Linked DNA regions of Homo sapiens: region 1 is linked to region 2. Evidence: read pairs that join two places in POLR2A ChIA-PET (ENCODE). Cell type or tissue: PC-9. All regions are shown on one strand. Links, peaks and the distances in the headings refer to the core of each region. The heading gives the core; the rest is flanking DNA. Region 1 overlaps PRPSAP2 (phosphoribosyl pyrophosphate synthetase associated protein 2). Region 2 holds the start of LOC124904114 (small nucleolar RNA MBII-202).

Region 1 (16,079 bases), core at 3,689-11,688, 50 kb before region 2:
TGGCAGAGATAAGAGCTAATCACCAATTATCCCTACTTTTTTCCTAAAAGAAGTCTGTGTGGCTCACAAGTTAGTAATATTTTTTCATAGGCAGGTTCCTTTCTTCATTTTCCAAAGGAGAATTTTACTTTGAACTTTTTCTTTTTTTGGAAAACTTTCAACTAGCCAAGCATTTTTGGGTCTGTTGGAATTTTCCTTTTTGTTGACATGCAGTAATACCTGACTTCTTGTCTGTCACAGATCCCAGATTACAGGAATGCAGTAATCGTGGCCAAGTCTCCAGCCTCGGCGAAGAGGTAGGTGGGAATCTCACAACCTCTTTCTGGATCTACTTCTAAGGATTGTATCCGTGATGAGTTCCAGGCATTCTAATTTGAACTTCAGTGGTTCCCAGCGATATCTCTTATTTTTCTTCCATGGACTGGTATTTTAAGATTGTTCTGTCAACTCCATTTATTAAGTAAACATTTTAATTTCCTCTCTTTTTTTTCCAATCCCACTCTATGATTGCCAGACATACTTCCTTTTTTAAGTTATCTTCCACTTACACTTTCTTTTATTTTTATTATTATTATTATTTATTTTATTTTATTTCTTTATTTTTTGAGATGGAGTTTCGCTCTTGTTGCCCAAGCTGGAGTGCAGTGGCGCGATCTCGGCTCACCACAACCTCCACCTCCTGGGTTCAAGCGATTCTCCTGCCTCAGCCTCCCAAGTAGCTGGGATTACAGGCGTGCACCACCATGCCTGGCTAATTTTTGTATTTTTAGTAGAGATGAAGTTTCACCATGTTGGTCAGGCTGGTCTCAAACTCCTGACTTCAGGTGATCCACCTGCCTTGGCCTCCCAAGGTGCTGGGATTACAGGCGTGAGCCACCACACTGGGCCTTATTTTTATTTTTAATAGTAGAAACAGAGTTTTGCCATGTTGTCCAGGCAGGTCTTGAACTACTGAGGCTCAAACGATCCACCCACCCGCCTTACCCTCCCAAAGTGCTGGGATTACAGGCATGAGCCACTGCGCCTGACCTCAATCATATTTCTTGACCAAAGCAATCCAGTTCTGGGGAATACGATCTAGTGTTTTCCCCAGACCCAGATTGACAATCACATGTCAGTCTTTGAGTCTGGCGTTTACAGTACTGGCGAATATTTACAGTACTAGCAGACAACTTCATAGTTGTTTACTGCCCCTTATTTGAGGAACTCAGAAATTGATTAACAGAATTTTATCCAGCTGAGAGGCCAGTTATTTGTATATGTTAAAGGTGACATTTTACAAAATTGACACAACCTGAGGTGTACCAAAGGGGGAGCCTTGAGAGTCAGTAGAGTGAGTTACATGTAACCTGGAGTAACTGATGTGTCACTATTGCATACTTAAAATTATATGTCGGTTGAGAGGATTTCTTATACTACCAGTGTTTTGTGGAGAAGCCACTCCACTGGAGAGGGAAAGAACAAAATCACTTGTAGGAATAAAGCCTTTTTCCTAAAAAAGCCCTTTTAAAGTTATTTTCCAGTTGAATACCTTTGATCACTGGATTGTTGTTGAGTCCTGTGGAATGAAAGAAAGTGTAGGGTGCCTCCACCCTGGGCTCGTGGGCTGGCAGTATTGAAGGATGGAGGAGAACTTGCACACAGTAAGCCATTGATTTCAAAAGTATTTCACATAAGTCATTGACGTTATGAATTAAGAATAGCACTTTAATATGTAGACTTAGTATATTAAATAAAATAAATTGGCATTTGAGATAAAACCATTACATGGCTGTGTTCTTGTGGCTGACTTTCCCAACCCAGCCGGGCCTGTGTTCACCCATGTGTCCTTCAAGAAGTTGTATCACCTGATCTCCTCTTGTCCATTTGATTAAATTGTAAGAAACAGACTGAATTTTAGAATGTAAACATTTCAAATAGCTTTTCCAAACATTTCTTCAAAGGCTGAATTAATTTTACTTAATAATTTTTCTCTGATATACATGCTTTAAAAAAATGTAGGTGAAAAATCACATAATATACAATAATTTTAAAGTATAGAATTCACTGGCATTTAGTGCATTCACAATGTTGTGTAACCACCACCTGTCTCTGTTTTCAGAACATTTTCGTCTTCCCAGAAGAACATCTAGTACCCATTCAGCAATCATTCCTTATCCCTTCACCTTCTGTCCCTCGGCAGCCACACAGTATGTGGCCCTCTGTGTCTGGTTTCTTTCACTTAGCAGTTTTCAAGGTTCATCTATGGTGTAGCATGTAGTATCTCAGTGTTTTGTTGTCGCTGTTATTGTTCGAGACAAAATCTTACTCTGTTGCCGAGGCTGGAGTGCAGTGGCACGATCTCAGCTCACTGCAACCTCCGCCTCCTGGGTTCAAGCAATTCTCCTGCCTCATCCTCCCAGGTAGCTGGAATTACAGGTGCATGCTACCACACCTGGGTAATTTTTGTATTTCTGGTAGAGATGAGGTTTCACCATGTTGGTCAGGCTGGTCTTAAACTCCTGACCTTGTGATCTGCCTGCCTCGGCCTCCCAAAGTGCTGGGATTACAGGCGTGAGCCACCGCACTTGGCCAGTACCTCAGTCCTTTTGATGGCTGAGTAATATTGCATTGTATGTGTATACTAGTTTGTTTATCCATTCATCTGTTGATGGACACTTTTTTTTTTTACCGTTTGGCTATTATGAATAGGACTCCTATGGTCAGTCATGGATTAGTTTTTGTGTTGGCATAAGTTTTCATTTTTCCTTTCTTGTGGATATATATTAGGATTGGAATTGCTGGGTCATATGGCAGTTTCGTTTATGTTTTGAGGAACTATCAGTCTCTTTTCCACTGCAGCTGCCCATTTTACATTCCCACCAGCAGAGTATGAGGGTTCCAACTTCTCCACATCTTCACCAACACTTAATTCTCTGAGTTTTTTCATTATAATCATCCTAGTGGGTGTGAAATTCTACCTTATCGTGGTTTTCATTTGCATTTCCCTAATGATTGATGATGTTGAGTATCTTTTTTTTTTTTTTAATGAGACAGGGTCTCAGTATGTTGCTCAGGCTGGGCTCAAACTCTTGGGCTCAATCAATCCTTCTGCCTCAGCCTGTTGAGTGTGTGTGTGTGTGTGTGTGTGTGTGTGTGTGTGTGTGTATTTATTTATTTATTTATTTTTTTGAGACAGAGTCTCGCTCTGTCACCCAGGCTGGAGTGCAGTGGCGCGATCTCGGCTCACTGCAACCTCCGCCTCCCAGGTTTAAGCGATTCTCCTGCCTCAGCCTCCTGAGTAGCTGGGATTACAGGCATGCGCCACCATGCCTAGCTGTTGAGTATATTTTTATGTGCTTTTTGGCCATTTGTATATATTTGGAGAAATGCCTGTTCACACCCTTTGCCCATTTAATAATTGGGTTGTCTTTTTGTTGAGTTATAAGCACTCTTTATATATTCTACATACTAAACCTTGTTAGATACATGATTTGCAGATATTTTCTCTCTTTCTGCAGATTGTCTTTTCACTGTCTTGATGGTGTTCTTTCACACAAAAAGGTTTCAATGCTGATAAAGTTCAATTTATCTTTTTTTTTTTTTTTTTTTGAGACGGAGTCTCAGTCTGTTGCCCAGGCTTGAGTGCAGTGTCTCAGCTCACTGCAACCTCTGCCTCCCGGGTACAAGCGAGTCTCCTGCCTCAGCCTCCTGAGTAGCTGGGATTACAGGTGCCCGCCACCACACCCGGCTAATTTTTTGTATTTTTTAGTAGAGATGGAGTTTCACCATGTTGGCCAGGCTGGTCTCGAACTCTTGACCTCGTGATCCGCCTGCCTTGGCCTCCCCAATCAATTTATCTTTTTTGTTTGTTATTGCCTCTGCTTCTGATGTCATGTCTAAGAATCCATTGGCCAGGTGCAGTGGCTCACTTCTGTAATCTCAGCACTTCGGGAGGCTGAGGCAGAAGGATCACTTGAGCCCAGGAATTTGAGACCAGCCAGGGCAATATAGTGAGACCTCGTTTTTAAGAAAAAAAAAAACATTAACTGGATGTGGTGGCATTTGTCTGTGGTTCTAGCTACTTGGGTGGCTGAGGTGGGAGGATTGCTTGAGCCCAAGAGGTCAAGGCTACAGTGAGCCGTGATTGCACCACTGCCTGGCTAATTTTTGTGTTTTTAGTAGAGACGGGGTTTCGCCATGTTGGCCAGACTGGTCTCCAACTCCTGACCTCAAGTGATCTTGACCTCAAATGATCATCCCAAAGTATTGGGATTACAGGCATGAGCCACCGCACCCAGCCACCATAGCTTTTTAATTTTTTTGAGATGGAGTTTCACTCTTGTTGCCCGGGCTGCACAATCTTGGCTCACTGCAACCTCTGCCTCCCAGGCTCAAGCAATTCTATTGCCTCAGCCTCCCAAGTAGCTGGGATTACAGGTGTGCACCACTTCACCTGGCTAATTAGTAGAGATGGGGTTTCACTATGTTGGTCAGGCTGGTGACCAACCTGATCTCCTGACCTCAGGTGATCCACCCACCTCTGACTCCCAAAGTGCTGGGATTACAGACGTGAGCCACCATGCAGGCCTCTATAGCTTTTTTTTTTCTTTTGAGACGGAGTTTCGCTCTTGTTGCCCAGGCTGGGGTACAATGGCACGATCTCAGCTCACCCTGCAACCTCCACCTCTCGGGTTCAAGTGATTCTCCTGCCTCAGTCTTCTGACTAGCTGGGATTACAGGCATGCGCCACCACGCCTATCTAATTTTGTATTTTTAGTAGAGATGGGGTTTCTCCATGTTGGTCAGGCTGGTCTTGAACTCCAGACCTCAGGTGATCTGCCTGCCTCGGCATCCCAAAGTGTTGGGATTATTGGCATGATCCACCATGCCCGGCCCTCTGTAGCTTTTCAATAGTCTTTTTTTTTTTTTTTTTTGAGACAGAGTCTTGCTCTGTTGCCCAGGCTGGAGTGCAGTGGTGCAATCTTGGCTCACTGCACCCTCCGCCTCCTGGGTTTAAGCAATTCTCTGCCTCACCTCCTGAGTAGCTGGGATTGCAGGCACCTGCCACCATGCCCAGCTAATTTTTAATTTTTGTATTTTTAGTAGAGATGGGGTTTCACCATCTTGGCCAGGCCAGTCTTGAACTCCTGACCTCGTGATCCACCCACCTCAGTCTCCCAAAGTGCTGGGATTACAGGCGTGAGTCACCACGCCCAGCCTTAATAGTCTTCAAGTTGGGTATTGTCACACCTCCAACTTTGTTCTTCAATATTGTGTTGGCTATTTTGGGTCTTTTGCCTCTCCATATAAACTTCAGAATCAGTTTTTTGAAATACACAAAATAACTTGTTGGGATTTAGATTGGGATTTGCATTAAATCTGTAGATCAGATTGGGGAGAACTGGCATCTTGACAATATTGAGTCTTCCTATCCATGAACATGGGATATCATTTTTTAAAAATTCATCTTTGATTTCTGTCATCAGAGTTTTGTAGTTTTCCCCATATAGATGTGTACTTTTTTTTTTTTTTTTTTTAAAGAGAAAGTCTTGCTCTGTTTACCCAGACTGGAGTGCACTGGTGCCATCACAGCTCACTACAGCCTTGAATTTTTGGGCTCATGGCAATCCTTTCATTTCAGCCTCCTAAGTAGCTAGGACTATAGGTGTGCACCACCATGCCTGGCTAATTAAAAAAATATATATATATTTTTTGTTAGAGACGGGGGTCTGACTGTGTTGCCTAGGCTGGTCTCTAACTCCTAGGCTCAGCCTCCCAGTGTTGGGATTGCAGGCATGAGCCATCACTTCCAGCCCATATTTTGTTATATTTATGCCTAAATAAATATTTCATTTCTTTGGGTATCCCTTAATTTTTTAGACATTGTTTTCTTTAGTTCTGTGAACATATTTATGATAGCTAATTTATTGTGTCTAGTTATTCTGACATTGGGCTTTTTCAGAGATCGTTTCTGTTGACTGCTTTTTTACTGTGTATGGGCCATGTTTTTCTTTTTTTTAATGTTTAAAAAAACTTATTACTTTATTATTTTAATTTAATTTAATTTTTATTTTTATTTTATGACAGAGTCTTGCTCTGTTGCCCAGGCTGGAGTGCAGTGGCATGATCTCAGCTCACTGTGACCTCTGCCTCCTGGGTTCCAGCGATTCTCCTGCCTTAGCCTCCTGAGCAGCTGGGATTACAGGTGTGTGCCACCAAACCCAGCTAATTTTTGTATTTTTAGTAGAGACGGGATTTCACCATGTTGGCTGGGCTGGTCTCAAAACTCCTGACCTCAGGTGATCCACCCATCTTGGCCTCCCAAAATGCTGGGATTACAGGTGTGAGCCACCATGCCTGGCCAAAACTTCTTACTTTAAAAAAGAATACAGAAACAAGATCTTGCTGTGTTTCTGGACTGGTCTCAAACTCCTGGCCTCAAGCAATCTTCCTGCCTTGGGCCTCCTGAAGTTCTAGAATTAAAAGTGTGAGCCACCATGCCCGGCCCATATTTTCCTTTTTGTTTGCATGCCTTGTACATTTTAGTTAAAAACAACATTTTAAATTATGTAATGTGAAAAATCTGAGCATCAGATTCTACCTCCACCAATTCCCAGTGTTTGTTGTTGCTGTTGTTTCTGTGATATGTTTGTTTAGTGGCCACCCTGTGCCAATTCTGTAAAGTCTGTATTCTTTGTAGCATTCAGCCACTGAAGTCTCTGGTTGGTTAGCTTACTGGCCAGCTAATGATTGGACAGAGATTTCCTGAAATGCCTTGAAGCAATAAATCTCCCACTCTCTTCAAGGTCTGTGTGTGTGTGTTTGTGCATGTCTTCAATTCTCCCAGCAGCTTACAACTCTGCCTTAGCCTTTACTTCTTGGTTGCACAGAGCCTTAAGGTCAGCCAAGGTTCAAGGTTAGGGGCTTTTCAGGTCCTTCCTGGGTAAGCGCATGTTCTTTACATGCAGGAATAAGCTTTTCAAGGCCCATGTGGCCATCTCATTCCCCAGATTTTCCTTTTTTTTTTTTTTTTTTTTGTCTAGCCCCTTGTTTTACTCAACTGGTATTGTCACTTCAGGCGGCTGCAGTGTTAAACAGTTGCTGTTGATTGCTCATCTACTCTGGGGATGGGACTATTCACACAGAGTGACTCTAAGTTTGATCATATTCTCCAGCCCTGAGTCTCAGCAAGCTGCCAGATAGGCATAATAGTGATGGTTACCTGAGAATGGGCTTCTTGAGAAGCTCCAAACCTGTTCTTTTCCCACCAGTGGTTGCTAGTCTTCTGTTTCTCATGGCCACCATGATTATGAGGTTTCCAATTTTTGTCTTTTGCAGAACTGGAGAGAGAGGCATGGGAATAATGGAATAATGGGAATGGGGCAAGTTAAAACACACACAGTTTCTTTTTTTTGAGACAGGGTCTCACTCTGATGCCCAGGCTGGAGTGCAGTGGCATCATTATGGTTTACTGCAGCCTGGACTTCCTGGGCTCAGGTGATCCACCTCAGCCTCCCAAGTAGCTGAGACCACAGGCATGCAGCACCATGCCTGGCTAATTCTCATGTTTTTTTTGTAGAGATGGGGTCTCACTATATTGCCCAGGCTGGTCTCCAACTCGTGGCCTCAAGTGATCTGCCCATCTCAGCCTCCCAAAGTGTTGGGATGATAGTCGTGAACCAGCATGCCCAGCCCAAAGTTTGCTCTTTAACAAGATTCAGCTGTTTTTCTTAAACACTCCTCAGATTGTTGCAAGCTGTTGGTTAACTTCCACAGTTATGTAAAAGTTAATTTTTGCAAAATTTTTTAGAGTTTTTCTTTCTTTCATGGAGGAGCAGATTTTTTAGGGTCCTTATTCTGCCATTCTAGAGTGGTGCTTCTCTATAGTGGTGTTGTTGTTGTTGTTGTTGTTGTTTAGACGGATTTTTATACTTGTCACTTAGGCTGGAGTGCAATGGTGCCATCTTGGCTCACTGCAGCCTCCACCTCCCAGGTTCAAGCGATTCTCCTGTCTCAGCCTCCTGAGTAGCTGGGATTACAGGCTCCCATCTTCACACCCAGCTAATTTTTGTATTCTTAGTAGAGATGGAGTTTTCACTATGTTGGCCAGGCTGGTCTGGAATTCCTGACCTCAGGTAATCTGCCTGCCTTGGCCTCCCAAAATGCTGGGATTACAGGCGTGAGCCACCACGCCCGGCCCTCTATAGTGTTTTGAATATCACCTTATATAGCTGTTTTAATAGTTGTTCTAAGTATTTTATTACATATACAAAACATATTACAATATACTGATGTCATTTTATCAGCCTGAGTGAAATATAGAAGTCATACCTCTCTGTGTCTCTTTACTCCCCCTGTTTTTAATATATTTGTCTTAAATATTTCTATACATACATTTATAGCAGTATCAGGCTGTTAGAATTTTTGCTTTTTTTTTTTTTTTTTTTTTTTTTTGAGGCAGTGTCTCGCTCTGTCACCAGGTTGGAGTGCAGTGGTGCAATCTTAGCTCTTGGTAACCTCCGCCTCCCGGGTTCAAGTGATTCTCCTGTCTCAGCCTCCCAAGTAGCTGGGACTATAGGCGAGCGCCACCACGCCCAGCTAATTTTTGTATTTTTAGTAGAGATGGGGTTTCACTGTGTTGGCCAGGGTGGTCTCCATCTCTTGACCTCGCAATCTGCCCACCGCGGCCTCCCAAAGTGCTGGGATTACAGGCTTGAGCCACCACACCCAGCCAGAATTTTTGCTTTTAAACATCAAACATAATTTAGAAAAGTCAGAAATGAAGAAAAGCTTATTATATTTACAGGTATTTTTGTTTCCTTCTTCCTTGCTGATATTCCAAAGTTTAGTTTATTGTTTCCTTTCTGTTTAGAGTACCTCCTTTTGCCGCTTTTAAATAATAGTTCTGTTGGTAACACATTTTGCTGGTTTTCCTTCATTTGAGAATGTCTAGAGTTCCTTTTCATTCTTGAAGGACATCGTTGCTGGGTATAGGATTCTGGAGTAACGGTTCTTTTCTCTCAGCACCTGAAAAGTTTTTGTGTCACTTTCTTTTGGTCACTGTGGTTTCTGATGAGAAGTTGGTTATCATGAATTATTTTTCAAGATTATTTCTTTGTCTTTAGTTTTCAAAAGTTTAATTATGATATATCTTGAGATTGCTTTGGGTTTATCCTGTTTGGTGTTTGCTGGACTTCTTGAAGCTGTGGGTTTATGTCTCTGACCAATTTGGGAAGCTTTCAGCCATTGTCTTTTTGAGTACTTTTTTAGTCCTACCGTCTTTCTCCTCTTTTTCTGGGACTCTTATGACATAAATGTCAGGTGTTTGTTTGTTTGTTTGTTTGTTTGTTTGTTTGAGATGGAGTTTCATTCTTGTTGCCCAGGCTGGAGTGCAATGGCGTGATCTTGGCTCACCGTTGCAACCTCTGCCTCTTGGGTTCAAGCGATTCTCCTGCCTCAGCCTCCCAAGTAGCTGGGATTACAGGCATGCACCACCACGCCCAGCTACTTTTGTATATTTAGTAGAGACGGGGTTTCTCCATGTTGGTCAGGCTGGTCTTGAACTTCCGACCTCAGGTGATCCACCCACCTTGGCCTCCCAAAGTGCTGGGATTACAGGTGTGAGCCACCGTGCCCAGCTGATCTTTTGTTACAGGTCCATGGGATTCTGTTTATTTTTATTTTCTAGTCTTTTATATTTTTATTTTTTAGTGGGTCTCACTATGTTACTCAGGCTGGTCTTGAACCCCTGGGCTCAAGTGATTCTCCCATCTTAGCCTCCAGAGTAGCTGAAACTACAAGCACATGCCACCATGCCCTGCCACAGCCATTGTTCTCTCTGTTGTCCAAATTGGCTAATTTCTGTTGTCTGTCTTCCAGTTCACTGATTCTTTCCTTGACCTCCATTATTATTTTCACTGTAACTTCCATTCTGCTGTTGAGTATATCCAACTGAGTTTTTTTTTTTTTTTTTTTTTTTTTTGAGACAGGGTCTCACCTCTGTTGCCCAGGCTGGAGTGTAGTGGTATGATCACAGCTCACTGCAACCTCTGCCTCCTAGGCTCAAGCAATCCTCCCACATCCGCCTCCCAAGAAGCTGGGACTACAGGTGCATGCCACCGTGTCTTGCGAATTTATTTTTGGTATTTTTGGTAGAGACGGGGATTTTACCATATTGCCCAGGCTGGTCTTGAACTCCTGAGCTCAAGTGATCTGCCCACCTCAGCTTCTCTAAAGTGCTGGGATTACAGGTGTGAGCCACCACCCCCAGCCCAACTGAGCTTTTTAATTTGGTTATTGTATTTTTTAAGTTCTAAAATAAGTTTTTGGTTCTCTTTTTTTGAGACTGAGTCTCGCTCTGTTGCCCAGGCTGGAGTACAGTGGTGTTATCACAGCTCACTGCAACCTCCGCTCCCTGGGTTCAAGTGATCCTTATGCCTCAGCCTCCTGAGGAGCTGGGATTACAGGCATCTGCCACCACGCCCGGCTAATTTTTGTATTTTTAGTAGAGATGGGGTTTCACCATGTTGGTCAGGCTGGTCTTGAACTTCTGACCTCGTGATCTGCCCGCCTCAGCCTCCCAGACTGCTGGGATTACAGGCGTGAGCCACCGTGCCTGGCTGCTAATTTTGTATTTTTAGTAGAGACGGGGTTTTGCCATGTTGGCCAGGCTGGTTTCAAACTCCTGGCCTCAAGTGATCTGCCTGCCTCGGCCTCCCAAAGTACTGGAATTACAGTCATGAGACACTACGCCTGGCCTTGGGTCTTTTTTTATACCTTCTATTTTTTTGTCAATACTTTCTTTGTTTAGACTTCTTGTTTTTTATTTCACACATGCTCATAATTGCTGCTTGTAGCACTTTTCTGATGGCTGCTCTAAAATCTTTGTTATACAGTTTCAGCATGTCTGTCATCTTGGTGTTGGCATCTGTTAATTGTCTTTTTTCATTCATATTGAGATTTCACTGGCCTTTAGTGTGGCGAGTGGCTTCTGATTGGAATCTGGACTTTTAGATATTGTGTGTGAGACTCTGGGTCTCATTTAGGCCTTCTGATTTTGCTGGCTTCTCAGGACTCTGGCAGGGAAAGTGGTGGTGTTGGGGCTCGTTTCTGCTAGGTAAGGGTAGAAGTCGAGATTCACCACCAGGCCTTGTGTGGACCACCTAAGGTGGTCCTTGTTACTCATGGGTGGAAATGCTCCCTCCATGTCCTCCGCTGACGCCAAGGAAAAGTAGCATCATTCTCATTGGGTGGTGGTGGAATTCCTGACTCCACCAGGCTGCCTCTGATACCACTGCAATGGAGAGGGGAGGGGCACCTCTTTACTGCTGAGTTGGGGGTAGAAGTCCAGATTTCACTCTCCACTGACTCTGGCAGTTGCTCCTTACTGCTGAGTGAGGGTGAAAGTCCCAGCTCCCTGTTTGGCCTTCTGTGAAACCACCCCATTGGGTTTGGGGTGCCTCATTATAGCCTGACAAGCCAGGAAGTACAGGCTCACCCCTCAACCTTTACTCATGCGGCGGAAATGTGGCGGAAACGTGGGCTGTGGCTTTCCTGCCTGTGTGGCTAGAGTAAGGCAGTTATTGTCTAAATATTTTCTCACTCACTAGGTTGCCCTTTTCTTAGTCCTTTGACTAGGGAGAGCCGACCTTTGTTGGAGCTTTTCTTGTCTTTGCCCACTGGCATTTTTGGGTCGCTTCTTCTCCAGCTACAAATCTGGGATAATAAGGCAAAAGGAATGCCCAAGGAAGCCACCACCGTGACGTTGCTCAGGTCCTGAGGTCCCTTGCTAGTCTGCCTTCTCTCTACCTTTTAGTGTCTTCTCATTTTTTTTTGAGACGGAATCTCGCTCTGTCACCCAGGCTGGAGTGCAGTGGCACGATCTTGGCTCACTGCAAACTCCGCCTCCCGGGTTCATGCCATTCTCCTGCCTCAGCCTCCCGAGTAGCTGGGACTACAGGCGTCTGCCACTATGCCTGGCTAATTTTTGTATTTTTAGTGGAGACAGTTTCACCATGTTAGCAAGGATGGTCTCTATCTCCTGACCTCGTGATCTGCCTGCCTCAGCCTCCCAGAGTGCTAGGATTACAGGCATGAGCCACTGCGCCTGGCCAGAGTCTTCTCATTTTTGTTTGTATGTAACATCCAGGGGTTTTAGTTGTGGGTGGCAGAAGGAGTATTAATAATCCTTCCTAGTGGAAGCAGAAGTGACAATGTTTTGATACTTTTTTTTCCTTGAGACAGGTTCTTGCTCTGTCATCCAGGCTGGAGTGCAGTGGTACAACCACGGCTCACTGTAGCCTCCATCTCCTGGGCTCAAGAGATCCTCCTGCCTTAGTCTCCTGAGTAGCTGGGACTGCAGGCATGTGCCACCATGCCCAGCTGGTTTTTTCCTTATTTTTGTAGCAACGGGATCTCCCTATGTTGCCAGGTCTGGTCTCTAACTCTAGGGTACAAGTAATCCTCCTGCCTTGGCCTCCTAAAGTTCCGGGATTACAGGCATGAGCCACTGCATCTGGCCTTGATACATTTTTTTTTCTTTCCCACTAAATACCAGAAGAACATGATGAATTTTCTGTTGACTTTCCCATCTGGGTGGACTTTTAGTAACCTCTAGAGTCCTCAGTTTACTTCTGTCACCCACCTGTTCACAGAGGGATGGATGTAGTAGCCTTTTGCTCAGTTTCTTTGGCTTTTGTCAGTGATGTTTGTCATTCATCTGTTCAAATGTTTATTGAGAACCTATTTTGCTGGGGCTGATGAGGCCTAGGAAGATGCCCTGTAGGAATGCATGTGTAGCGTCAGATGTTTTTTATCTATGTTATGTTATTTGATCTTTGCAACTTTGGAAGTCAGCAGTTATAATCTCTCATAGATGAGGAAACAGACCCACAGAGATGAAGGAACCAAGGTAGTTCCACCAAATGTTGTTTCCTTGAAGGTAGTGGGGCAACTATTTACTTCCAAGAATGTTTTCTATACCAGTGATTAGGGGACTTGAGTGTTGGCCAAATATGATTGAAATTGGGCCAGGTGCGGTGTCACACCTGTAATCCCAGCACTTTGGGAGGCCGAGGGGGGTGGATCACTTGAGGTCAGGAGTTTGAGACCACCCTGACCAACTTAGTGAAGCCCTGTCTCTACTAAAAATACAAAATTAGCGGGGCATGGTGGCGCACGCCTGTAATCCCAGCTACTTGGGAGGCTGAGGCAGGAGAATTGCTTGAACCTGGGAGGCAGAGGTTGCAGTTAGTCAGGATTGCGCCATTGTACTCCAGCCTGGGTGACAAGAGCAAAACTCCATCTCAAAAAAAAAAAAAAAAAAAAAAAAGAAATTGACTTGCCCCCCTCCACTCAGTCTTTACCGAGTACATATTTGAGTGCTGCTGTGCCAGCCATCGTGGATGTGGTGGTGACCAGTGCAGGCAGGGCTGTGTTCCCATGGCACTTGCAGACTGCCCTCATGTGCTCTTTGACTGGTAGGTCAGTTGGGTAGATTGGAACGAAAGACCCAGTCTCTTTTTCTCCCAGTTTCAGTAATTGAATCCACATAGATCATACTACATTAAATGAATGTTTTAGAGGCTGGGCGCATTGGCTCACCCCTGTAATCCCAGCACTTTGGGAGGCCGAGATGGGTGGATCTCCTGAGGTCAGGAGAATTGCTTGAACCCGGGAGGCGGAGGTTGCGGTGAGCCCAGATCGTGCCATTGCACTCCAGCCTAGGCAACAAGAGCAAAACTCCATCAAATAAATAAATGAATGAATGAACGTGTGTTTTAGTATGGAGATGAGTGCTACAAAAGGTTCAGTTTTATATGGAACAGGTAGTAAAATAACACAGTCAAGGCTTAGGAGTTTGGTCTGTGAGTTTAAGGTATTGTGAGTGGGCTAGGCTCGATGGCTCACACCTGTAATCCCAGCACTTTGGGAGGCTGAGGTTGGAAGATCATTTGAGTCCAGGAGTTCAAGAACAGCCTGGGCAACATGTTGAAACCCCATCTCTACCAAAAATACAAAAATTAGCCGGGTGTGGTGGCGTGTGCCTCTAGTCCCAGCTACTCAGGAGGCTGAGGTGGGAGGATCACTTCAGCCCAGTAGGTGGAGGTTGCAGTGAGGTGAGATCACACCACTGCACTCCAGCCTGGGTGACAGCCAGACCCTGTCTCAAAAAAACAAAGTAAAATAAAAAGGTATTGTGAGCAAGAGCTCTGTCGACATGGCATCAACACAGTAAAGTCAGTTCTGGTTGTCTTATATCCCGTAGCTATGTGGTGGTGATTTTCTTGTGTTCTAATGTCCTGATAAACACATTCACCCAGACTTCGAGCAGGAGATGGCACTTTCTGGCTCAGCCACATGCAAATTCTGATCCTATTATTTCTAGTTCCCTCCTCCAAGTTTTTCATTTGGCAGCCAACCTTAGAAAATAGCTGTAATCAATGTAGAAGTCAGACTGGGGCTGACTTTTATCAGTCAGGAAGGTATTAAATTAGCAGTCCAAGACTTGGGCTTCCACTTGTGCCTTAGCCAGTCTTTGTGAGAACCTTGGTCAAGGCTGTCTCTCCAAGCCTCAGTTTCCTGGGGATAACACCTGCTTGGCTTATCTTACAGAGTTAATAAGCATCAAAGAACTTACTGAAGGACTTTATAAATTAAATACCATTATGTAGAATGGTGGTGGTTAGTGCCTTTATTTATTTATTTTTTGAGACAGGGTCTCCCTCTGTCGCCCAGTCTGGAGTGCAGTGGTGTGATCTCGGCTCACTACAACCTCCACCTCCTGGATTCAAGCGATTCTCTTGCCTCAGCCTCCTAAGTAGCTGGGATTACAGACGTGCGCCACCATGCCCAGCTAATTTTTGTATTTTTGGTAGACATGGGGTTTCACCATGCTGGTAAGGCTCTTCTCGAACTCCTGACCTCAAGTGATCTGCCTGCCTCGGCCTCCCAAAGTGTTGGGATAACAGACGTGAGCCACTGTTGGGATAACAGGCGTGAGCCACTGTGTTTAGTGGTTAGTGCCTTTAGAATCCTGAAGTTATTGATGAATAGGTCGAAGTCCAGAGCTATTGTTTTGGAGTTGTTTGACAATGAGCAGTTGTTTTGACTAAAAGGGATCATCAGAGAAAGTGTTGCTTTTGTAAGGAACAGAACTTGCTTGAATGAGTTGTTTGAAATTGTTTTCTCTGAATAACTGAGTGAATAGGAAACAAAAGGATAGCTGAGGCCCTGTGTCTTGTTCTTTCTCACCCATGATGTAAATTAACTCATTATCGTACAATCAGGATCAAGTTGCTTTAGAATTCCTCTCTGTCAGTGCATGAAACAAAATGACACAGAGAAACCATCCTGATTGATTTTGGAATTAGATGGGAATGCAAAGTATCTGATTAAGTTATATGGAGTATCCAGAAACTCCCATTGCTGTGCAGGTAATAATTTTATTTATTTATTATTTTACTTATTTATTTTTTTGAGACAGAGTCTTGCTGTTGTCGCCTGGGCTGGCATGCAATGGCACGATCTCGGCTCACTGCAACCTTCGCCTCCCGGATTTTAGCAATTCTCCTGCCTTAGCCTCCCGATTAGCTGAGATTACAGGTGCCTGCCACCATGCCTGGGTAATTTTTTTGTATTTTTAGTAGAGACGGGGTTTCACCACGTTGGCCAGGCTGGTCTCAAACTCCTGACCTCAGGTGATCCACCTGCCTTGGCCTCCCAAAGTGCTGGGATTACAAGTGTGAGCCACCGCACCCGGCCATGATTTTATTTATCTTAAGAGCATTGTGCTTTGTAGAGGTTGGTATAATTGAAATATTATTCTAGGAATTGGCAAACCTCCACAGATCCCAGATGGAAAAGACTTCCTTAGAGGATAACTAACAGGTCAGTCATTTGGCCAATTTTGTTTGCAAAGCCAATCTTGAATTTCAAGGAGGAACTAATAATCTATGTGATGCCAACTCTTTTGAAGACTCTGCCCCATTGTTCTGTCTGAAATTTTTTTCTCTTGAGAATTTTTTTTTTTTTTGAGACGGAGTTTCGCTCTTGTTGCCCAGGCTAGAGTGCAATGGTGCGATCTCGGCTCACCGCAA
Region 2 (16,079 bases), core at 7,843-15,842:
TAATAGATAACTGGATTTCATCAAATTAAAACTTTTGGGCACCAAAGGACACTATCAAGATAGTGTAAAGACAATCTAAAAGTAGAAGAAAATATTTTCAAATTATATATCTGATAAAGGTCTTATTCAGGATATATAAATGTACAATTCTACAACAAACAGATAAAAAACCAATTTATTTTTTGAGACAAGTTTTGGCTCTGTCACCCAGGCTGGAGTGCAGTGGCATGATCTAAGTTCACTGCAGTCTCGACCTCCTGGGTTCAAGCAATCCTCTTACCTCAGCGTCCTGAGGAGCTGGGACTACAGGCATGTGCCACCATGCCCAGCTAATTTTTTGTATTTTTTGTAGTAATGGGGTTTCACCATGTTGCCCAGGCTGGTCTTGAACTCATGAGCTCAAGCAATCTGCCCACTTCAGCTTCCCAAAGTGCTGGGATTACAGGTGTAAGCCACTGCACCTGGCCAAAAAAAAAATACATATATATATATATGTTTGTTTTTTTTTTGAGACAGAGTCTCGCTCTGTTGCCCAGGCTGGAGTGCATTGGCGTGATCTTGGCTCACTGCAACCTCTGCCTCCTGGGTTCAAGCGATTCTGCTGCCTCAGCCCCCTGAGTAGCTAGGATTACAGGCATGCACTACCACGCCCAGCCAATTTTTGTATTTTTAGTAGAGACGGGGTTTCACCATGTTGGTCAGGCTGGTCTCGAACTCCTGACCTTGTGATCTGCCTGCCTCGGCCTCCCAAAGTGCTGGGATTACAGGAGTGAGCCACCGCGCCTGGCCCAAAAACATGTTTTAAATGGGATTTGAATAGGCATTCCCACAAAGAAAGATATACAAAAAGATATACAGGCTTGGCATGGTGGCTCATGCCTGTAATCCCAGCATTTTGAGAGGCTATGGGTGAATCACTTGATGCCCAGAATTCGAGACCAACCTGGCCAACGTGGAAAAGCCCGGTCTCTACTAAAAATACAAAAATTAGCCAAGCATGGTGGTGCACGCCTGTAATTCAAGCTACTCAATGGCTGAGACACAAGAATCGCTTGAACCCAGGAGGCAGAGGTTGTAGTGAGCTGAGATTATGCCAAGACACGACAACAGAGTGAGACTCAGTCTCAAAAAAAAAAAAAAAAAAAAAAGAACAAAAAGATATACAGGCATTCATACAAAAAATATATCTAAATGGAAAGATGCTCAACATCATTAGTCATTATAGATAGTACAAACAAAAACCACAATGAGTTACAACTTCATACCCATTTGAATGGTTATGCTACAAAACAAACAAAACCAGAAATAACAAGTGTTGGCACCACTTGCAGTGTTGCACACCTGTAGTCCCAACTACTCAGGAGGCTGAGGTGGGAGGATTACTTGAGCCCAGGAGTCTGAGACCAGCCTGGGCAACATAGTGAGACCCTGCCTTGTAAAACAAACAAACAAACAAAAACAAGTATTGGCAAGAATATGGAAAAATTGGAGCCTTCGTACATACACTGCTGGTGGAAAGGTAAAATGATGCAGCTGCTGTGGAAAACAGTCTGGCGGTTCCTCAAAAAGTTAAACATAAAATTACCAGATGACCCAGCAATTCTGCTCCTGGGTATATTCCAAAAAAAATTACAAACAGATACCCAAATAAGTACATGGACATACATGTTCAGATGCACTATTCACAATCACCAAATTGTGGAATCTCAAATGTCCATCAATGGATGAATAAACAAATCTTAGTATTTAATGCCTGTAATCCTAGTACTTTGAGAGGCCAACACGGGCAGATCACTTGAGGTCAGGAGTTTGAAACCAGCCTAGACAACATGGTTGAAACCTCATCTCTACCAAAAAAAAAAAAAAAAAATTAGCCAGGTGTGGTGGCACCAACCTGTAGTTCCAGCTACTTGGGAGGCTGAAATGGGAGAATCACTTGAACCTGGGAGGCGGAGGTTGCAGTGAGCCAAGATAGCACCACTGCACTCCAGCCTGAGCAACAGAGTGAGACCCTGTCTCAAAAAAACAAAACAAAACAAAACAAAAAACAGTATTTACATAGAATAAAAAGGAATAGATTACTGTATGAGTTACAACGTGCACAAGCTTCTAAAACATTATGCTAAGTGAAATTAACCTGACACAGAAGGTCACATATTGTGTGATTCCATTTATATAAAATATCCAGAATAGCCAAATCCATAAAAACAGAAAGCATATATGTAGTTATCAGGGGATGAGTAGATAGATATGTAGCTGATGTGTAGTTATCCAGGGCAGTGGTCCCCAGTCTTTTTGGCACCAGAGGCTGGTTTTATGGAAGACGACTTTTCCACAGATTGGGGCAAGGGGTTGGGGATGGTTTGGGGATGAAACTGCTCCACCTCAGGTATCAGGCATTAGATTCTCATAAGGAGTGTGCAACCTGGATCCCTCGCATGCACAGTTCACAATAGGGTTCTTGCTCCTATGAGAATCTAATGCTGCCACTGATCTGACAGGAGGTGGAGCTCAGGCAGTAATGATGGCTTGCCTGCCGCTCACCTCCTGCTGTGCGGCCCGTGGTCCTGGGGGTTGGGGACCCCTGATCCAGGGGATAGAGTGGGTTATAGGGAGAAACTTCTTTTCTTTTTTTTTTTTGAGATAGAGTTTTGCTCTGTTGCCCAGGCTGGAGTGCAGTGGTACAGTCTAGGCTCACTGCAACCTCTGCCTCCTGGGTTCAAGCAATTCTCCTGCCTCAGCCTCCCAAGTAACTGGGATGACAGGAGCATGCTACCACAACTGGCTAATTTTTTATATTTTTAGTAGAGACAGGGTTTCACCATAGTGGCCAGGCTGGTCTCAAACTCCTGACCTCGTGATCTGCCCACCTCAGGCTCCCAAAGTGCTGGGATTACAGGTGTGAGTCACCGCACCTAGCCAGGGAGAAACTTCTTAATAGGCACAGGATTTTCTCTTGGAGTGACAGAAATGTTTTGGAACTAGATAGAGGTGGTGAGTGCACAACATTGTGAATGCACTAAATGCCACTAAATTACTCACTTTTTATTTTATTATTTAGTTTTTGAGACAGGGTCTCACTGTCACCCAGGTTGGAGTGCAGTGATGCAATCACAGCTCGCTGCAGCCTCCACCTCCCAGGCTCAAGCGATCCTCCCTCCTCAGCCTCCCGAGTAGCTGGGACCACAGGCATGTGCCACCACGCCCAGCTAAGTTTTGTATTTTTAGTAGAGACAGGGTTTTGTCATATTGTCCGGCCTGGTCTCAAATTCCTGGGCTCAAGTGATCCTCCCGCCTCAGCTTCCCAAAGTGCTGGGATTATAGGTGTCAGCCACAGCGCCTGACTAAATTATTCACTTTAAAATGTTAATTTTATGTTTTGTGAATTTCTTCTTAGTAAATTTCAGTTCCACATGTAAAAAGCTTGGGAGTTGAAACTCCATCCTACAACAAGTAAAAAGCTCAACAAACTGAAAAATCAACTCTACTTTGTTAGAGCCATATGAGAAGTGAGGTCACAGGGCAAACCACTGCTCCCATAATCAGAGACAGAAATGCAAACATTGAGAACAATGTACAGAAGTCTTTATAGGAACCGGTGCCAGAGTTAGGAAACCTGAACTGTAATCAACAAATTGTTAGAGGCTAGGTGAGAACAAGTCTGAGAGTTAAAAACTTCAGGGGGACTCCCTCATATGAGGACCCCATACTTTTGTGAATTTTACCTTCTCAAGAAGAATCCCCTTGAGCTTCCAGCAGGGAGACGGAAATAGGAATCATTCTGAAAGCTTCAGAGCACTGTGCTCCTCTTGACAAACTCTGCCCTCAGGAGAAGCTAGTTAACCAGAGCCTAACATTCTGGGGTTTTATCAGAGCCTAACTGAACTAGGAGAAGGGTAAAACCTAATTCTAGTCAGCTCTAACTTTCCACGTGGGAGAAGAGAAATACTCAACTAAAGCTCACCCTAGCCAACCATGTGGGAGAAGGATAGTACCCAATCCCAGCCTACTCTCGCCATCCTTTCCTACCTAAGGGTAGAGAAGAAAATCTGAGAAAAGCTCGGTGACATTCACAGTCCAGTGGCACAGGGTCATCAGAAAAGACCTAATTGTAGGACCTCCCCCTACACCTCACCACCACATCACTAAAGGCCTATTTACGTAGCAGTTCCTTTTACCCAGTACATTACTTCCAGCTATCAAGAAAAAAATTACAGGGCATGTTAAAAAGCAAAGAACAGTTCAAAGAGACAGAGCAAGCATTAGAACCAGACCTGGCACAAGGGATGCTGAAATTATCAGATAGGGAATTTTTTTTTTTTTTTTTTTTGAGACAGAGTCTCACTCTGTCACCCAGGTTGGAGTGCAGTGGCGTGATCTCGGCTCACTGCAACCTCTGCCTCCTGGGTTCAAATGATTCTTGTGCCTCAGCCTCCCGAATAGCTGGGATTGCAGGCGTGTACCACTATGCCCAGTTAATTTTTGTATTTTTAGTAGAGATGGGGTTTCACCAAGTTGCCCAGGCTGATCTTGAACTCCTGGCCTCATGTGATCTGCCCACCTCTGCCACCCAAAGTGCTGGGATTACAGGTGTGAGTCACTGTGTCTGGCCAGACATGGAATTTTTTTTTTTTTTTTTTTAGACAGGGTCTTGCTCTGTCACCCAGGCTGAAGTGCAGTGGCATGATCTCGGCTCACCGCAGCATCCGCCTCCCAGGTTCAAGTGATTCTCCTGCCTTAGCTTCCTGAGTAGCCGGGATTATAAGTGTGCGACACCATGCCGGGCTAATTTTTGTATTTTTAGTAGAGACAGGTTTCACCATGTTGGCCAAGCTGGTCTCGAATGCCTGACCTCAGGTGATCTTCTGCCCGACTCAGCATCCCAAAGTGTTGGGATTACAGGCCTGAGCCACCATGCCCGGCCAAGGAATTTAAAACAACTAACTATGATTAAAATGCCAAGGGTTCTCGTTAAGCAGACAGCATGCAAGAACAGACGGGCAATGAAAGCAGAAAGGTGGAAATCTTAAGAACAATAAAAAAAATGCTACAGATAAAAACACTGTAACAGAAATGAAGAATGCCTTTGATAGACGTATGAGTAGTCTGAACATGACTAAGCAGAGAATCTCTGAGATTTAGAATATCTTCTTTTTTTTCTTTTGAGATGGAGTCTCACTCTGTCACCCAGGCTGGAGTGCAGCGGCACGATCTCGGCTCGCTGCAATCTCCGCCTCCCAGGCTCAAGCAATTCTCGCACCTCAGCTTCCCAAGTAGCTGGGATTACAGACGCGCGCTATCACGCCCAGCTGATTTTTGTATTTTTAGTAGAGACAGGGTTTCTCCATGTTGGTCAGGCTGGTCTCGAACTCCCGACCTCAGGTGATCCGCCCACCTCAGCCTCCCAAAGTGCTGGAATTACAGGTGTGAGCCACAGCGCCTGGCCTTGCTTTAGGATATCTTAATAGAAACCTCCAAAACTGAGAAGCAAAGAGAACAAAGACAAAAAAAAAAAAAAAAAAAAAAACACCAGAATATGTGGAGCAATTACAAAAGGTGTAACATACATGTAAATGGGAATAGCAGAAGGAAAAGAGAGACAGGAAGAGAAGAAATATTGGACTGCAAGTTTCCTCAAATCAGTGTCAGACACCAAACCACAGATCCAAGAAGGTCAAAGAACACTGAGCAGGATAAATGACAAATGAAACGAAACAAAAACTCTGCACATAAGTGTGACATTTTCAAACTACAGGAAATCAAAGATAAAGGAAAAATCCTGAAAGAAGTCAGAGGAAAAGAAAGAAATCTGAAAGAAGTCAGAGGAAAAAATCATGTTACCTATAGAGACGCAAAGATAAAAATTACATGTGTCTCCTCAGAAATCATGCAAGAAGGAAGAGTGGAGTGAAATATTTGAGTGTTGAGAGAAAAACACTACCAACCTAGAATTCTGTACGCTGTGAAAATATCCTTCAAATTTGAAGGAGAAATACTTTCTCGGACAAACAAAAATTGAGAGAATTTATTGCCAGTAGACCTGTCTTGTAATAAATAAATTCTTTTTTTTCTTTTTCTTTTTTTTGAGACAGGGTCACACTACTCTGTTGCCCAGGCTAGAGTGCAGTGGCACGATCTTGGCTCACTGCAGCTTCCGCCTCCTGGGCTCAAGGATCCTTCCACCTCAGCCTCCTGAATAGCTGAGACTACAGGCACTTGCCACGGCGCCTGGCTAATTTTTTTTGTATTTTTTGTGGAGACAGGGTTTCTCCGTGTTGCCCAGGTTGGTCTCAAACTCCTGTGCTCAAGCAATCCACCCGTCTTGGCCTCCCAAAGTGCTGGGATTATAGGTGTAAACCACCGTGCCTGGCCATCAATTTTTTTAAGGAAAGGAGGAAAACAATACAGATCAGAAATTTGGATCTACATAAAGAAAGAAAGAACATGAAAGAAGGAATAAGTTCACATGACTTGAGCTTGTAGCTATGTCTTCTGCACAGATTGGGTAATGGAACACTAAATTTTTTTTTGAGGGGGGACGGAGTCTGGCTCTGTCCCCCCAGGCTGGAGTGCAGTGGCGCAATCTCGGCTGACTGCAAGCTCCGTTTCCTGGGTTCACGCCATTCTCCTGCCTCAGCCTCCCGAGTAGCTGGGACAACAGGCACCTGCCACCACCCCCAGCTAATTTTTTTGTATTTTTAGTAGAGACAGGGTTTCACCATGTTAGCCAGGATGGTCTCGATCTCCTGACCTTGTGATCTGCCCACCTCGGCCGATGGAACACTAAATTTTTATACTTGAAAATGACAGCCTAGGAGAATCGCGTGAACCTGGGAGGCAGAGGTTGCAGTGAGCTGAGACTGCACCATTGCACTCTAGCCTGGGGAACAAGAACGAAACTTCGTCCCCAAAAAAAAACAAAATCAAAATCAAAAACAAAACAAAACAACAACAAAATAAAACACAATAGAGAGCCTAGAAATATACCCACATAAATATAGTCAATTGATCTTCTACAAAAGAGAAAAGGTAGTACAATGGAGAAAAGTGTTTCTAACAAATGGTGCTGGAACAACTGGACATCCACATACAAAAAAAAAAGATGAACCATAGACCTTACACTTTTCACAAAAGTTAACTCAAAATGGACCTAAATGTAAAACACAAATTGTAAAACTTTTGGAAGACAACATAGGAGAAAATCTAGATGAATTTGGATTTGGTGATGCTTTTCAGATACAACATCAAAGCCACAACTGATAAAGGAAAGAATTGATAAGCTGGACCTCATAAATTTAAACATTTCCGATCCGCAGCCGGGCATGGTGGCTGATGCCTGTAATCCCAGCACTTTGGGAGGCTGAGGTGGGTGGATCACCTGAGCTCAGGAGTTTGAGATCAGCCTGGGCAACAAGGAAAAACACTGTCTCTACCAAAGATATGAAAAAAAAAAATTAGCTGGGCATGGTGGTGCATGCCTGTGGTCCCAGCTACCTAGGGGTGCTGATGTGGGAGGATGGCTTCAGCTAGGGAGGAAGAGGTTACAGTGAGCCGAGATTGAGCCACTGCACTTCAACCCTGGTGACAGAGTGAGACCCCATCTCAAAAAAAAAAAAAAAAAAATTCTGCTCTGCAAAAGACAGTGTCAAGAGAATGAAAAGACACAGACTGGGAGAAAATAGTTCCCAAAGACATATCTGATAAAGAAGTGTTGTTCAAAATATAGAAAGAACTGGCCACGTGCTGCGGCTCATGCCTGTAATCCCAGCACTTTGGGAGGCCGAGGCAGGCAGATCACGAGGTCAGGAGATCGAGACCATCCTGGCTAACACGGTGAAACCCCATCTCTACTGAAAATATAAAAAATTAGCTGGGCGTGGTGGCAGGCGCCTGTAGTCCCAGCTACTTGGGAGGCTGAGGTAGAAGGATTGCTTGAGCCCAGGAGGTGCAGGTTGCAGTGAGCTGAGATCACATCACTGCACTCCAGCCTGGGCAACAGAGCAGGACCCTGTCAAAAAACCAAAACAACAATAACAAAGCAAAAGAAAAAAAATTAAATAAGAAAACAATTTTAAAATGTGTGAAAGATCTGATCAGACATATCATCGAATAAAATATAAAGATGGCAGATAAGCATGTGAGATGCTCAACATTATATGTCATCATGGAATTGCAAATTCAAACAACAGAGAGACACCACCGCAAGCCCATTAGAGTGGCCAAAATCCAGAACACTGACAACGCCAAATGCTGGGGAGGATGTGGAGCAACAGGAACTCTCATTCATTGCTGGTGGGAATGCAAAATGGTATAGCTACTTTGTTGTTGTTGTTGTTGTTGTTGTTGTTTTGAGACAGAGTCTCACTCTGTAGCCCAGGCTGAAGTGCAGTGGCACGATCTTGCTCATTGCTACCTCTGCCTCCCGGGTCCTGGTTCAAGCAATTCTGCCTCAGCGTCCTGAGTAGCTGGGATTACAGGCATGTGCCACCATGCCCAGCTAATTTTTGTATTTTTAGTAGAGAAGAGGTTTCACCATCTTGGCCAGGCTGGTCTCCAACTCCCGACCTCAGGTGATCCACCTGCCTTGGCCTCCCAAAGTGCTGGGATTACAGGAGTGAGCCACCGCACCGGCCTGTTGTTTTTTGTTTGTTTGTTTGTTTTTTGAGACGGAGTCTTGCTCTGTCGCCCAGGCTGGAATGCAGTGGCGCAATCTCAGCTCACTGCAACCTCCACCTTCTGGATTCAAATGATTCTTGTGCCTCAGTCTCCTGAGTAACTACGACTACAGGCTCGTGCCCCAGGCCCAGCTAATTTTTGTATTTTTAGTAGAGACAGGGTTTCTCCATGTTGATCAGGCCGGTCTTAAACTCCTGACCTCAGGTGATCCTCCCACTTCAGCCTCCCAAAGTGCTGGGATTACAGGCGTGAGCCACCGCGCCTGGCCGGTATAGCTACTTTGGAAGACAGTTTGGAAGTTTCTTACAAATCTAAATGTGCTTTGATGCAAGTATATTTGAATCCCTTTCCATCTGATAACTGAGCAAAATAATAATTTTTTAAAAAGCATAAAAACTAAGCTTACACTTACCATATGATTCAGCAGTTACTCTTGAGTATTTATTCAAAGGAGTTGAAAACTTACGTCCACACAAAAACCTGTGCATGGATGTTTACTCATTATGAATTCAGCTTTATTCATAATTACCAAAACTTTGGTAGATGTCCTTAAGTAGGTGAATGAATAAATAAATCATAGTATCTAGATAATGGAATATTATTCAGTGCTAAAAAGAAATGAGCTACCAAGCCATGAACACATGGAGGAAACAGAAATACAGATGACTAAGTCAAAGAAGCCTTTTGAAAAGGCTACAAAGTGTTTGATTACAGCTATATGACATTTTGGAAAAGGCAAAACCGTGGGAACAGAAAATGATCAGTGGTTGCCAAGGGTTAGGGAGGAGAGAGGGAAGGATAGGGAGAATGCAGGCGACTTTTAGGGCAGTGAAACTACTCTGTATGACATTATAGTGGTGGATGCATGTCAGTATATGTTTATCCAAACACATAGAATACAACACCAAGCGTGAACCCTAATGTAATGTATGTGCTTTGGGAGATGTATCAATGCAGGCTCATCAGTTGTAACAAGCATAACAACTTTTGGTTGGGGATTTTGATAATGGCAGTGGCTATGCATGTGTGGGTCAGGATATTTCTCTACCAAGGAAGGTAGACATACCTTCAACAGCCAACAATTACATGAAAAGATGTTCAACATTACTAGTCCTTAGGGAAATGCAAATCAAAACCACAATGAAATGCTACTTCACGCCTACTAGGACGGCTATCATAATAATGTCAAAATGCAGCCTGGGCAACACAGTGAAACTCCATCTCTACCAGAAATACAAAAATTAGCTGCGTGTGTGACATGCACGTGTGGTCCCAGCTACTTGGTGGGCTGAGGCAAGAGGATCCCTTGAGCCCAGGAGGCAGAAGTTGCAGTGAGTCCAGATCGTGCCACTGCACTCCAGCCTGGGCTGTAAAGTAAAACTCTGACTGAAAAAAAAAATGTAAAAATGGACAATAACAAGTGTTCATGAGAATGTGGAGAAACTGGGGGTCTAGTGCGTTGCTGGTGGGAATGTAAAATGGTGCAGCTCTTCTGGAAGACAGTTTGGCCAATCCTCAAAGTTTAACATAGAATACCACCCAGCAATTCCACTCATAAATATATGCCCAAAGGAATTGAAAGTAGGGCTTCTTTCAAAGTACTATTAGAAGTAAAAAAAGAAAAAAATTGGCTGGGTGAGGTGGCTCACATCCGTAATTCCAGCACTGTGGGAGGCTGGGGTGGTGGAGCACTTGGGGATAGGAGTTTGAGACCAGCCTGGCCAACCTGACAAAACCCTGTCTCTACTCAAAATACAGAATTTAGCCTGTAATCCCAGCCACTTGGGAGTCTGAGGCATGAGAATCACCTGAGCCCGGGAGGTGGAGGTTGGTTGCTGTGAGCCTAGACTGCGCTCCTGCACTCCAGCCTAGGTGACAGAGTGAGATTCTGTCTCAAAAACAAAACAAAACAAAAACAAATGTTTTTAATTTTAAAAAATTTTAAAAAGGAAGCAGGGTCTCAAAGAGATACTTTCACCTCAATGTTCATAGCAACTTTATTCACAATAGACAAAAGGTAGAAAAAACTCAGATGTCCATCCAACCGACGAATGGATAAACGAACTATGGCATACACATACAGTTGACAATTATTCAGTGAGAAGACAGAGCGAAGCGCCGACATGCACTACAACATGGATGAACCGTGAAAACATCCTCAGCGAAAGCACTCAGACACAAAAGACCATGTATCGTGTGATGCCACTTACATAATACACCTGTTTTGGAAAAATTTCCCAACCGGGTTTTACCTTTGCTCTCACACTGCAACAAACGCAGAAGATTTCTGTGACCAAATGTGGGGACATCTCCCCATCAATAGACAAGCAATCAGTTCTGCAGTAGACACCAGCAAGGTGCCCTCCAATTCAATTCCAACACTATCTACCCAGGGTGAGGGCTCAGTTCCCAAGGCTGACTCTTCCTTTCCCACCAGTCCAGACCTCTGGAACTTCTGACCCACAAGCTTCAAGTTGGGTTCCCACGATCGACCCCCTTTGGATTCAATTAATTTGCTAGAGCGGCTCACAGAACTCAGGGAAACACTTACTTAGGAGGCTTACTGGTTTATTGTGAAGGGCATTTTAAAGGATACAAAGAAACAGCCAGATGAAGAGAGACACAGGGTGACATCTGGAAGGGTCCTGAGCACAGGAGCTTCTGTTCCTGCAGTTGGGGAGTGCCACCCTCCCAGGACAGGGATGAGTTCTTTTTCACCTTCCTGCCACCCTCCCAGGACAGGGATGAGTTCTTTTTCACCTTCCTGCCACCCTCCCAGGACAGGGATGAGTTCTTTTTCACCTTCCTGCCTGCCTCCACGTGTTCAGCCATCTGGCAGCTCTCTGGACCTAGTCCTCCTGGGTTTTATGAAAGCTTCTTGAGATCAGCATTCCTTCCCCCAGGGTGTGGGGCAGGACCCTCTCTGGAATGAGGATGATGTGACCCACAATTAGAAAGACAGGGGAAGATTAGAGGCCGCCTTGGGGCAGGTGAGAGGAGGCAGGAGAAGGTCAGAGAGATTCTGTTTCCTGAGGCCTGACATGCCAGATGTGATAACAACAGAATGCAGCAAGGGCTGTGGAGTTGAGTCAGGAACCCAGGGTGGAAACCTGTGTGTATACATAACACCACGACACCAGAGAAGGCAACTCCTACATACCTATGATACCACAACACCAGAGAAGGCAAATCCACAAAGAGGGAAAGTAGATTGGTGGCTGCCAGAGGCTTGGGGAGGGGGAATGAAGATGATGCTTAATTTGTACAAGGTTTCATTGGAGAGGATGAAAAATGCTGGAATAGGCTGGGCGCAGTGGCTCATGCCTGTAATCCCAGCACTCTGGGAGGCTGAGGTTGGTGGATCACCTGAGGTCAGGAGTTCAAGACCAGCCTGACCAACACGGTGAAACCCCGTCTCTATTAAAAATACAAAAATTAGCCAGGCGTGGTGGTGCGTGCCTGTTATTCCAGCTACTCGGGAGGCTGAGGCAGGAGAATTGCTTGAACCCAGGAGGCAAATGTTGCAGTGAGTCGAGATTGCGCCACTGCACTCCAGTCTGGGTGACAAAGCAAAACTCTGTCTCAGAAAAAAAAAAAAGAAAAGAAAAATGTTGGAATAGGTAATGGCGATGGGTGCATAGTGTTGTGAAGGTGGTGGAAACCACAGACTGGTGTACTTTAAGGGGTTAAAATGATGGATTTTATGTTAAATGCATTCTCCCTCAATAATGATAAAAAAAGAATAGGTTTCTGGGATTGAAGGGCCTCAGGGGCCTCAGCATCTGAAGATTCCTCAGTTGCCTGGGCTCCTTGGACCTCTTGCAGTGATGTGGCAAGGGTAGACCCTGTGCCGGTCACTGGAGGAGCGGGGTGACGGGTGGGTGGGGGCAGATACTACTGTGTCGTGTGGCAGCACAGCCACTAGCCCAGCAGGGCCAGGGATGCACAGAAGAGGGAGGAGCCAAGGAAGGCTTCAGAGAGGCAGTGATGTCTCAGTACCGTCTTGAAGGATGAGTAGCAGTTCACCAAGCAGACTGAGAGGTAGGGGGACTTGAGGACACCCAGGGAGGAACTGAGGGCAGCAGAAGATGGAGCTGGGTCGGGGGAGGGCCAGGTTCCAGGGCCCCTGGTGCCGAGCCCAAGGCCTTGCACTTGATCTCTGGAGCAGTAAAGGCTGTTGAAGGTAAGTTTGAAACAGGAGTGTCATGTCCAGGGTTAGGCTTTTAGGGTGTTCTGACATACTGTGCGTGGTGAGTAGATTCAAAAGGATAAGACTGGAGGCCAGGGATCAGTCCCTCCCCACCTGTGCTGGACGCCTGGTCTGCATCGGTTCCATTACCTCCCAGCAGCCCTTCCCGGCTGCCTTCACTTCCCTTCCACTCTGCTGCTCTGCCGGCTGAGCTCAGGGTCCTCCCATCCAGGTGCCCACTCAACCACTCCCTTCGAGGGCCTGAGGCTTAACAGTCCAACCTCCATCACTCCCTGCACAAACCCAACCTCACCCAAAGCTCAGTGGGCTTGGCTGGGACCCCAGGGGAGGAGGGGGGTCATTCCTTCCCACTGAATACCTGTCACGAGCCATGCTGGGTGGTGGAGTTTAATGTTAAAAGGGCAGATTCGAGAGCTGGACAATTTGGGTTCAAAGTCCTCCTCTGTCTCTTAGTTGCTGTGTGACTTTGAGCAAGTTCCTCTGTTTCTCTGTGCCTCGGATTTTCCATCCCTCAAGGAGTTGGGAGAGTTGAGGGTGGACGATGCGTGGGCACATGGTGACTGCTCGGTAGGTGTCTGTAACCATGGTAAAGATGAAGCTGTGGGCTGGCCCCTGGGGTCCCAGCCGAGCCCACTGAGCTTTGGGGAGGGTGGGTTTGGGTGGGGAGTGATGGAGGGTGGACTCTCAAACCTGAAGCCCTCAAGGGGAGTGGTCAAGAGGGTACCTGGATGAGAGAATGCAGCGCTCGGCCAGCAGAGCAGCGGAGTGGAGGGAAGTGAAGGCCGCCTGGAAGGGCTGCGGGGAGGTGACCAACCAATGCAGATGCAGGTACCCAGCACAGGTGGGCAGGTGAGCATTCAGGAAATGGTTGTCTGGGACCCACCACCCTTCACAAAGCACCTGGCAACACTCTCCTTGAGCCTCTGTATCAGTGGAAGGAAACTGCTTGACCTGGCTGGTGAGGGGAGCCCAGGCAGGGTCGGGGGCACCCCTAGGGGCCAGCTTGCTGGTCTAAACCAAGGCCAAGGCCAGAGGTCTTACAAAAAAGCCCAGCCCACACCAAAGCATAAAAAGTGATAACTTGGGCCGGACACAGTGGCTTACGCCTGTAATCCCAGCACTTTGGAAGGCTGCTTGAGCCCAGGAGTTTGACAACAGCCTGGGCAACATGGTGAGACCCTGTCGCTATAAAAAAATACCCACAAAACTTTGCTGGCTATGGTGGTGCATGCCTGTAGTCCCAGCTACTCAGGAGGCTGAGGTAGGAGGATCCCTTGAGCCCAGGAGGCTGAGACTGCAGTGAGCTGTGATTGTACCACTGCACTCCAGCCTGGGCAATAGAGCCAGACATTGTCTCAAAAAAATAAAATAAAATAAAGTGATAATTCTCCTTTCTCCTCTCCTTAGCAGTTTGGTGTGTGTCCTTCAAAACACTGTGGCTGTTCAGCCCCTTACATTATATATAATGAGAGGATAAACATGGATATGGGTCTATATTCTCTAGCTTGCTTTTTTCACTTACAAGTGTATCATCCTTCCATGCCATTATATAAAGCCACCTCATCTTTTTAATGGTCATGGTGTTCCATGGTTTGGAGGTCTCATAATTCACTCACCACCTTCTCTGGGTGGTTATGTAGGAAATTTCTAAACTTTTTGGCTGCCCTGAGCACGCTTGCCCTTGTAGCTTAGGACTCTTGGGGAGTTTCTCCATCAGGACAGACAAGCAGACAATACTTAGCAGGAATAAATGATCAGTCTTGTGCTTATTGCAAAAGCAGGAGCAACAGATAAGCTGGAACTAGACTTGGCAGGCAGGCAGAGAGAGGCCCTGGAGGGATTCGCTGCAAGCTGCCGCAGATGACCGTGGGCTCCCTTCATGGGCTCCCTTCACTCATGTGCAGTCCGTTCCAGTGCTGCCCAGCTCATCACATGGTTGGTCATGCCTTGGTCACAATTCTGAAGCACTTAAGAAAGAAACTCATAAGCTCATAGATGCCCCACACACAAGATACAAATGGCTCCAGTCGTCCTGCTTAGGCTCTGCTGACCCCTCCACATCCCGTTCCTGGTTCTCATGAGTCTGAGGGACTTCTTCCGGGGATGGAAGAGGCTTCAAGGGGTGTGGTACGGATGACTTCTCAGCTAGGACGGTCTTCATGTTTCTTGGGGTGAGTGAATAGGTGATCCCGTTGGGTCAGGTGGGGTGGGAATGTGGGTGTGACTGGGCTTCGGGTGGCGTTTCTTCTCCCGCAGACATGGCTGGGCTTGTTTGGTACTTCTCCCTCCATGTCCTCCGCTGCCACCCTCCTCCTGTCCCCGTCCTTCAGGACAGAACCAGCAAATCAGTCTCAGCCCCTTAAGAGCACCTTTACTGGTGCTTTCTTTCCCTAGGATTTTTTTTCTCTTTTTTCATTTTTTTCCATTTAAACTCAGTGGCAAAAATCCCAAGGACTTTTGATCCAAAGGCGGCAGTTATCACTAAGTGGTTTATTTCCTTCTAAGACCTAGCCAACGGTCTCAGAGCCAATGCTGCTGGTACAACTACTCTATTAATGGGATAGTTTTGGTAAGTCTGGATCCTCCCAGCTGGGTCCTCCTGATCAGTGCAAAGCAGCCTTTTGTTTTAAAACACATTGCAAGCAATGGCTTGGGAAGTAAACACCATCTGAGGCTCGCTGGCCAGAGGCAAGGGGAGACGGCAGGCAGTTGAGCCTGCCTGAGGGTTCTCTCAGCAGTGACTTCCTTTTTCCCTTCCTTCTTCTGCCTAGTCCTGTATGTGAGGACTATTAATTGTTTTTTGTTGTTGTTGTTGTTTGTTTTGTGAGATGGAGTCTCCCTCTGTTGCCCAGGCTGGACTGCAATGGCGCAGTCTTGGCTCACTGCAATCTCTACCTCCTGAGTTCAAGCAATTCTCCTGCCTCAGCCTCCCAAGTAGCTGGGATTACAGGTGCGTACCACCATGTCTGGCTAATTTTTGTATTTTTAGTAGAGACGAGGTTTTGCCATGTTGGCCAGGCTGGTCTCAAACTCCTGATCTCAGGTGATCCACCCGCCTTGGCCTCCCAAAGGCATGAGCCTCCCAAGGGCATGAGCCACTGCTCCTGGCCGAGGGGATTAATTTTTACCCGCACCTCAGGGTTATTGAGTAACAGGCTGGCTGGGTTTGCAGGCCAGCGTGTTCCTGGTGGCA

The links. ChIA-PET counts read pairs that join two places held together with the same protein. Peaks named below come from ENCODE experiments on the same cell type or tissue, not always from the same donor. Only the 100,000 strongest peaks of a DNase experiment are listed, where the experiment ranks them.
Region 1: POLR2A ChIA-PET joins it to region 2 with 8 read pairs; 6 of 35 experiments call an interaction of 5 or more read pairs at or near these places.

The regions. Positions count from the first base shown.
Region 1 is chr17:18,889,582-18,905,660 of GRCh38, forward strand. PRPSAP2 (phosphoribosyl pyrophosphate synthetase associated protein 2) reads left to right here. Exons shown (of 12, transcript NM_002767.4): 8 at 241-296. Among named protein-coding and RNA genes, the nearest start is that of PRPSAP2, 39 kb to the left of the region's middle. RefSeq lists an enhancer at 11,102-11,151. In PC-9, for the core only: no CTCF peak of the experiment used is centred there; no DNase peak of the experiment used is centred there.
Region 2 is chr17:18,935,023-18,951,101 of GRCh38, forward strand. LOC124904114 (small nucleolar RNA MBII-202) reads left to right here and starts at 8,977; the gene lies at 8,977-9,051. It also overlaps a transcript of SLC5A10 not described here. RefSeq lists enhancers at 12,226-12,839, 12,840-13,453. In PC-9, for the core only: no CTCF peak of the experiment used is centred there; a DNase peak (open chromatin) is centred at 11,709; H3K27me3 peaks cover 1,144 bases.